Linked DNA regions of Mus musculus: region 2 is linked to region 1. Evidence: chromatin loops called from intact Hi-C (ENCODE). Cell type or tissue: left cerebral cortex. All regions are shown on one strand. Each heading gives the region's core, and the rest is flanking DNA. Links, peaks and the distances in the headings are about the cores only. Region 1 overlaps Cadps (Ca2+-dependent secretion activator). Region 2 overlaps Cadps (Ca2+-dependent secretion activator).

Region 1 (4,398 bases), core at 129-4,128:
ATATATATACCAAATAACCAAGCTAACAATTGGTCAAAGATATATATCCTGGAATATTATTTAATCACAAATAGAAAGAACAGTGCATGCTACAACATGCATGGATCTTGAAAATATTATGCTAAGTGAAAGAAGGCAGACACCTACCACCCACCTATTGCTTGGTTTTTATTATGTAAAAGGCAATAAACAGAAACAGGCACATCTGAAGAATATAGGTTGAAGATAACGTAGAACTGGGAATATAGGTAGAACACTGGCTATTGATGTATGATTGGTTTCTTTTTAAGACCATGAACATGGCATACAATTGACTGTGATGGCTGCTATGGGAAGACAGCTATGGGAATGTATACTTTTGAAGGATAAATCCTATATGAATGTGATTTATACCTCCATGATTTAAGAAGCAGTAGCAACAGTAATAGTAGTAGTAGTAGTAGTAGTAGTAGTAGTAGTAGTAGTAGTAGCAGCAGCAGCAGCAACAACAACAACAACACAAGCAGTGGAGGCTTTAAGGGGAGAGAGGTTCCAGAGTGATACCATCCCAGAAGCATAAACTGAAACGGTATCTTTAATGACTTAGAGAGATTTGATGATTTAGAGATCTCACAGTAAGATTTGCAAGGTGGACTCTGTGAAAACCATGAACTTCAGAATCCTTCAGGTAAACGTGGGCAAGTGATAGTGTGTAGAGGCTCTAGGGTGGAGAGGAAAGGTGACCCCCCCTCCAGATCAACTCTATTTCTATATTTTTATGTGTTATGCTTCTGCATAAAGTATGAAAAACTGATTCTGCAGCTAGAATAGGCCAGATAAAAGTACACCAGTGATATCATTTTACAGGTGGGAAAACTGAGGCTCAAAGAGGCTGCCAGGATTATCCAAGTCCAGTTTGCAGCACAACTCAAGACACTTTTCCAGGTGACTGGCAACCTAGGATACCCTTCCCATTGTTTCAACATCTCTCTCTCTGTGTCTCATTTTCAGACAACTGGGAGCCTCAGATCAGTGCTTCTAGGTTGTGTCTTCTAGGATTGCCACCAATGTGGGTATCCTCATCAGAGATAGCCACAGAAGCCTAAATTCCTGTGTGTAAGTGGGGTGTTTTTTTTTAATTTTGGTAACATGTGCATTTATGTATCTATGAAGGTGCATGTGTGTACGTGTGTGGTACATATGTGCTCATTTTTGTATCTGTGTGCTGGTGCATGCATGTGTGGGGGATGCCAGAGGATATCTTGGATGTCATTCCTCAAGAATTGTCCTCCAGAAGTTTAGATTCTTTTAACACAGCCCAGACAAGCTGAAATACTATGATATGAATCTCCAGGGAATTCTGGATGGTTGATGCACAATGAATTTGTAGAGAAGTTTTCTGACTCTTTTGCACAGGTGCTTTGGGAATGAGAACCCAGGGCTCTGTATTGACTCTGGTGCCTAGAGCTTTAACTTCATGGGGGAGGCTCAAAGGAAATCAGCTAGAGCAGAAGCTAGCAGGGGTGGCTGAGGAAGCTCACTTGTGGGGGAAACAAGGTTGGAGGAGATCTTGCCAGAAGAGAACACCACCAACCCACATATAAAATGGAAGGTGCCGAAAGAGAAAATAAATAACGAACAAGGAGCAAATATAATTTAGTAAAAATTCTGAGCATGTAAGGCTGGTATCGAAAGATCTGATTTAGGAGCAATTTATGCCAATTGGCAACAGTATAGAGTTGCCAGAAATGTTACTGAATTAATTCTAAATTGGTATATGAATATCTAGCTGGCTTAAGGCCATCGGAGGAAAATGATCATGATCGTCTTTGATCAAGTCCAAGTTGCTGCTTCCTTCTCCTTCACGTTTTAAATCTGACTTTAGAATCAGAAACTCTGCAAAGGAATAAACTTCTGGTCAGGGCAGATTCACAATCAATTCATTCTAGGGAAAACTGAAAGCCTGAAAATTGCTTTGGACTTGCAGAACCTACTGGCATAGCTTGGGAGTGGCTTGAAGTTGGTTGGATTTCTCCTGCTAGCCACATGTTCATGGGCTAAGATGTACTACTCATGGAAAGAGACTAGCATTCGGACACTCCCATATCTAGTACAGAGAATGGCCTAATAAATAAGGTCATCAAACATCCTTTAGCTTAGAGAAACCTTACAACCACTTGAACTCCAGCCAAGAACTACTTCCAAGTGACTGGCACGCTCATCAGCGCGTGCCTCAGAAATTGACTTGACAGATACTGAACACTTATCCATGGCTTAATCTGCAAATATTAAGAATGTATTTCTAAAACTAGCAGACTTGGGAAGAAATTTGTGAAGTTTTCTTGTATATGATCAATGGAGAGAGAAGAGGGGGGAGGAGTGAGGGAGGGGGAAGGATTTTATTATTATTATTATTTTTACCTCTTGGCCCATTTCCATGCTGCAAAGTTTTGTTGATTGAGCTTTGGCATCAACCATAACATTAAACATGGTGCATATTGACTGTGGGACTCGAAAATCTGTTGATCGACTGGTTTTTTGCAGCTTAACTTCAAATGCAATCCTGGTTCTATTAAAACAAAGGAGGGATAGAATAATTCAGCATTCAGATGGCAGGAGGTAGAGGAGACACTTCCTGAGAGGCTAGTGCAAAAGAAAGTTGAAGGTTGTAGTAAGTAACCCAAAATGACTCCATACACGTTCTTTTTCAAGTGACTTTCCCTTTCTTAGAAGGGCTTCTTTGTGTGGACAGATCTCTGTGCATCTAAGGAGGGCTTCTTTAAACCCACTCTTCCTCAGCAGTTCACAGAACACCTGTAGCTCTATGTGCTATCTATAGATTACATGGTATGGAGAGCCCTAATTGTAGGAGAATAAATGAATTAAAAAAAAAGCCCTGATTATAGCATTACAACATATGCAGCTTCTCTCACATTGGCAAGTGCCTACCTCGAGCACTTCACTTAAAAAACCAAACACAAGCAGGCAGTTTCTCATCTTCAAAACTCCAGTGTGGAGAAAAAGCTTAAATGACCCTTACTATTGTTTCCTTTTTCTTTTGGTTTTGAAAAGAAATTTAAAAATTCTTGAAGTCCAAAATTGTTATTATATTGGTTGAAAAAGTAGAAAAAAATAGATTGAGCTTGCTAAAGAATCATTAGAAGAAAATGTATCAATCCATGGAAACGGCTGCCTTTGGGGATGGATGGGAAGCCATGTCCATGGCCACTCACGGCGTAGCTTTTGGCTTTGTTTTGTTTTCGTTACCATTGTTACTATTTTTTAGTAAGTAGATATTCTTTTACATAATTAAATAGCAATAGTAATTTCTTTGGCATACAACTATATTACAGAAACTCCATGCGACCATTTTTTTTTTAACATAATGTTGATATAGGTCTTGGCACTGCTATTTCGCAAGGGGACCCAGCTCTGTTTTAAAGGTTTCAGAGAAGTGGGTCGCATCCTCGCATATCCTTTGGGAAAGCACTCAGTAAATAAGTGGCTTCATTAACGTCTGCCCGTTATCTAGCACATTGGTTGCTTCTCTGCATTGCCCACTGCTACCTTCCAGAGCTCATGCAGCCACCAGGATGGCATGGCTTTAAGAGGAATCAGGAGCTATTTTCTATTGGTGCATAGGAGGACCACACAGCTAGTTAGCTCAGGAAAGGATGCCAGCTCGCTAGCACACCCTGGGTGCATGTAGGGAAGCCAAGTATAATTTCTAAGGTTGGAAGCCCAGTTCCTAAGGGGAAAAAACACCCTCAAAACACCCCTATAGATTATATGATCATGTTAAAGTTAAATGTATCTTGGCTCCTAAAGACTCAGTGCACTGAAGTAGCTTTCTAATCATGATGATCATTTTAAGCTCTGCTGAAAATACATCATTTTCTAGCTCTGTGAAAAGGAGGCCTGATGGGTACTGAGTTGGACTGGGCCCTGTGCTGATCTTCTGAGGCTTATGTGCTAGTTCCGGCCCAATCTGAGAAATGGAAATGCTAAAGCTCTCCTTTCCAATGAAGCAAGCGTCTTCCCTTTTCACATTTCTCTTCACAGGAGAACTGTTCCTAGCCTGTAGAGTGCAGGGCTGTGAAAAGAGGAAGGCAGATGTGGAAAATGAATGTGACTGAGAGAGTTCTACGGGTCCACAAAGCCAGGAATAGAGACGTCACTTAACCCAATTGACTCCTTGAGGGTAGAGCGCCTATGCTTTGTTTTGCACCTAGACTGGATAGAGACCAGAGGCACTGTCACTGTCTGGTGAGTGTCAGAAAGCCATGGCCCACTGTCCTTACCATGTGGCTCTAGAACAAAGGTTATTTATTCTGTCCCAAAGAAATAATATGTTATTCCAACATATATTCTATGCCTTAAAAGCCAAGTCAGGGGATGTTTCCAGCAGCATTTGTGTTT
Region 2 (4,398 bases), core at 201-4,200, 49 kb before region 1:
TCAAAGTCAGTTTGACCTTAGACCTCAATATGCATGTGAGCACACATGCACATGCACTTACACACACACACACACACACACACACACACACACACTTTCTCTAAAGCCCAGTTTATAAGGCTTTTAAGATGCAGTGTGGGGCTGGGTGTGGTGGCACACACTTGCCATTGAGAAATGGAGGCAAGGCTAGGCTGGCCTAAATGGTGATGCCCTGTTTCACAAGACAGAAAATAAACAAGAAAACTGAAAAGTTACAGGAGGGGGGGGGGTCAGAGACACCCCAAATGAACAATGCTTCTATGTTTACTGTTTTAGCACAGTCTTCCACCTATCCTCTGCCCCTGTCCTAGGCATGTATAGATAGGTGTACAGGTCCAGCTCAGGTTCTGGGCCTTCTGTGGCTCCAGCCTCCTTCATGCAAATGGAATTGTTGTCATTGCTGGAGAGGAACCCAAGGCTTCCCATATACTATAGACAAGTGCTCTACTTGACTATCCCTTCAGCACGAGGGTGGGGTCCTGCAGCACAGCTGGGCTCTTTGTTACTTCCTGTTATGTCCTGTGACAATTTTTTTCATGTTTTTTTCAGATCCCATCCAACATAGAATTTATCCCTGCCTATCCTCCTTAACATCAGATAAGAGTATGGGCTGGTTTTAGGCTAATAACAACAACACCAAGAACAACTCACCGAGCTATTTCTGTGTGGTATACCCATTAATCTGTGCTTAACACATATTGTCTTGTTCAGCTCTCTGAATACAAAGAGTAGAAGTCCATTTATTCAAACTATACTTTTACAGAAAAGGAAATGAGCCTGGGGAAGGACCAGAACTGAACTTTGGGCTGTCTAACTGTAAAACTTGTGCTCTCAGTGTGTTTGTGATAAAACGGGACTAGCTCCTTCCAGAGGTAATGGATGGGAGAGGCAGTGAGCCTGGAACCAGGGAGTTTCTGAGTAACCCTCAGTGCTCTATGGGAACTGCACATGGGTGAGTACTAAATTTAAGCTGAGAAGGTTAGGTGCTAATGATTCTTAGCCATTTATTTTTTGTCTCTAGAAAGATGGTTTATGATGAAGCTTGTCAAAAGGACTTTGGAGACGAGTGTGTGAGCTATCTGCCAAGTAGAGCATTCTTCAGGGGCAGAGTCTTTAGATAAAGTCCTTCGGTGATGAAATGGCCAGGGGCAATGGTAATGATTTATATGAACTCAAAACTTCAACAGCCCACATTATTAAGACAAAGGATTTGTGTGAGTGGAGGCATAATTTAGAGCAGGCTTTTATTTTATTTTATTTTATTTTATTTTTCAGTCTCTGCACTGTGGACTTTACAGGGTAACTTTGTATTGTGGGGTGAAGCTGGGCTGTAGGTAACACAGATGTTTAGTTGCATCTTTGACCTATAACTTCTGGCCATACCAAATCATTACATTCCCAAACTCCAAGGTGAGATAGGAGAAAATGTCTCTGAAGAACTAACTCATACCATAAGAAAATGCTTATTTAGACTTCCCAAAAGAAGATGCCTTTAAGAGCAAGAATTTCTCCATCTCAGAATGACTTCCTAGGTCAAAGATATATTTTCTCAACCTAAAGAAGGGAGATTTCCCTAAAGGGAGATTTAGAGAATTTCAATAGAAAACAATACATGAGTTTAACTTTGATGATCTTCCATTTATTGTGTGCAGGTGTGTTCATGCATGTGAACTTGACACAATGTGTGTGTCTGTGTGTGTGTTTCTCCTTCTGCTATGTGAGATGTGAGGATTGGACTCAGGCAACAGTTACCTTTATCAGTTGAGCCATCTCACAGGTTTTTGACTTTGCTGATTTTACATATTATTTGTTCTTTTTTTTTTTTCAATGGGTTTTTGGAGATGAGATGTATTCAGTTGGTTGGGTGCTTGTCAAGAGATGGAAGCTGTGTTTAAGGTCATCATCAGCTTCATGATGAATTCAAAGCCAGTCTGAGCTATATGAGATCCTATTTAATTTTTTTTTTGTCTGTATGAAGTTAATGAGAGGGGTCTTTCTCTTTCATGGTTGGCACATACATTTGGTAATTAATAATAACCCTGTCTTGGATCAGACCTACAATTTTGTTGGCATGACTGGCTTTAGTCCAAGCATAGTCACAGTAAAACTTCTGCCAAAGGCAGGCAAGGCAAATCAAGATGGCGAGCGACACCGCCCTTGAAGGAGATTGACATGGGAATCTTCCTGCTGTGGGTGAACCCGCAGATTCCACTAACTGGACTCTGAGTCAACTTGGCAGGGGTTTAGCAGAACAGTTGGCCAAGAAGCATTCTCGTCTGAACTGGGAATTTGGTGTGAATGAAGAATGTGAGTTGAAACTTCTTTTTGGAGTTTTAGGCATGGGAAAATGTCCAGAATGCTACCTGATAGAAATAGCCATTTTTGTTTGTTTTTAATTTTTTCTTTTGAGATAGGATTTTACTGTGTAGCCCTGGCTACCCTGGAACTCATTCTGTAGACCATGCTGGTCTTGAACTCAAAGAGATCCACCTGCCTCATCCCCCTGAGTGCTGGCATTAAAGGTGCGTGCCACTGCCCGGCCATTTTTCTTTTCTTTTCTTTCTTTCCCTTTCCTTTCCTAGACAAGGTCCCTATATAACTTCAAAATGGAAAGAGAAACCATTGGGTAAAAGCATTTTGGCGACTTAACATACTTCCTCAGTGACTTCTCCTGGCTACTGACAAGACTATTCTAGAGGAAGCAAGCGAGAGAAGGAACACAGAGTCCAAACTCTCTCACAAGCTCTCCCTAGCATGGCTCTAAGTCCCTCAAGTGGAGTGTTTCTTGTAGCACAGCACGGACAGTTGAAATAACTTCTGGTGGACAATGGGCTTGGTGAGTAAGGATTCTGATGAGAAATCAGCTCATCATTGTTGTCATCACCAAAGCATCCTCGTAAACTCATGTGAGATCGTGGGGATGCAGAGGGAAGGTTGACCTTCCTCTAAGAGGTTATCCTGTATGACCTCTTTCCTTCCAGATCAGTGGCTCACAAACAGTAGTGATTTATTTTGCCCTGCCGGTGGAAATGTAGTCCTACCTGGAGACATTTGTTTTCACAGTTTGGGGGATGGCGATTGCTGCTAGCATCTCAAGCAGAAATCACCAATGTGACTTCATCCTTTAAAATATAGAATAGTTCCCACAACAAAGAATTACATAGCTCAAAATGTCAATATGATCAAGTATGAGAAACTTCATTCTAAATAATGTCTTAGAAACTGAAGAATGTAACCTGTTCAAGTGAAATTTTGTTATCATCAATATTTTTGAAAGGTGGAATGGAACATATCAGAGCCAATACATGCAATAATGGTAAATATTGGTTTAAAAGCTGTGTGTACGTGTGTATGTATGTGAGTATGTATGTATGCGTGTGTGTGCATTTGTACATACATATGTGTATGTGTGTATGTGCATGTGAGTATGTGTATTGTGTGTGAGTGTGTCCTAATGGTGCTTAAACTGAACTGCAGTTACGTTGGTTTTTTTTTTTAAGATCTATTTATTTGTGTATGTGAGTACACTGTAGCTGTCTTCACTCATAGCAGAAGACGGTATTGGATCCCATTACAGATGGTTGTGAGCCACCATGTAGTTGCTGGGAATTGAACTCAGGACCTCTGGAAGAGCAGTCAGTGCTTTTAACCTCTGAGACATCTCTCTAGCCCCCATTTGTTCTTTTTTAAAAATTATTTCTTAATGTGTATGTAAGATTCATGCATGCTAGTTGAGTATTCTATCACTGATATTAGTTTTACTTCTTCCAAGTAAGTTTGGAAATCACTGGGTTTGCTTAGTATCTTTTGAACTTTGGTTTATATTTGAAATGCCAGAGGATCCTGGTTGAGTGCAGCTAAGTCTAAGGCTAATACCATGCAGCTTCTACAATATCTCATTGATGATATGCTGGGGACCACTGACTATAGTCGGAGTGCCAGGAACTTGGAGATAATATTTTATAACCTATCATTAAGGACAAAATTAGAGAGTGGTATGGTGGTTCATATCTGTGGCAGAGACAGAAGAATTGCTGCAACTTAGAGGCCAGCCTGGTCTATGTAAGTTTCTGCTAGGGTAACACCAAACAACCCGCCCCACCCCAAAACCCCAAAGAATAACAAAATGCAGCAAGCTTTGAGTAAAAACTCTGGCTTAGGGCCTAGTAGTTGAAACCTTGAAAAAGTAGCCTTAGCCTTTATGGAGCAGAGACAGAAATAGTTTACTGGTTAATCAATGAGAAATATTAACAGTATATCTTATCTACTCTAACAGAATGTGATGATATTTGTTCCACAGAATGTACCTTGGATATTCCATGTGTTTGTGTGTGCATGTGTATGAACATGTGTGTGTGT

What was found. A loop is a pair of places that touch in the nucleus more often than their neighbours do. Peaks named below come from ENCODE experiments on the same cell type or tissue, not always from the same donor. Only the 100,000 strongest peaks of a DNase experiment are listed, where the experiment ranks them.
Region 2: it touches region 1 in a loop (2.1-fold over the local background); 1 of 42 quality-filtered maps calls a loop at or near these places.

The regions. Positions count from the first base shown.
Region 1 is chr14:12,447,322-12,451,719 of GRCm38, forward strand. It overlaps Cadps (Ca2+-dependent secretion activator), which reads right to left. Exons shown (of 31, transcript NM_001042617.1): 25 at 2,401-2,548. Among named protein-coding and RNA genes, the nearest start is that of Fezf2, 100 kb to the left of the region's middle. In left cerebral cortex, for the core only: no CTCF peak of the experiment used is centred there; DNase peaks (open chromatin) are centred at 1,521, 1,763, 3,702 and 3,949; H3K27ac peaks cover 484 bases.
Region 2 is chr14:12,398,097-12,402,494 of GRCm38, forward strand. The region is part of intron 29 of Cadps (Ca2+-dependent secretion activator); the gene reads right to left. Among named protein-coding and RNA genes, the nearest start is that of Fezf2, 54 kb to the left of the region's middle. In left cerebral cortex, for the core only: no CTCF peak of the experiment used is centred there; a DNase peak (open chromatin) is centred at 2,193.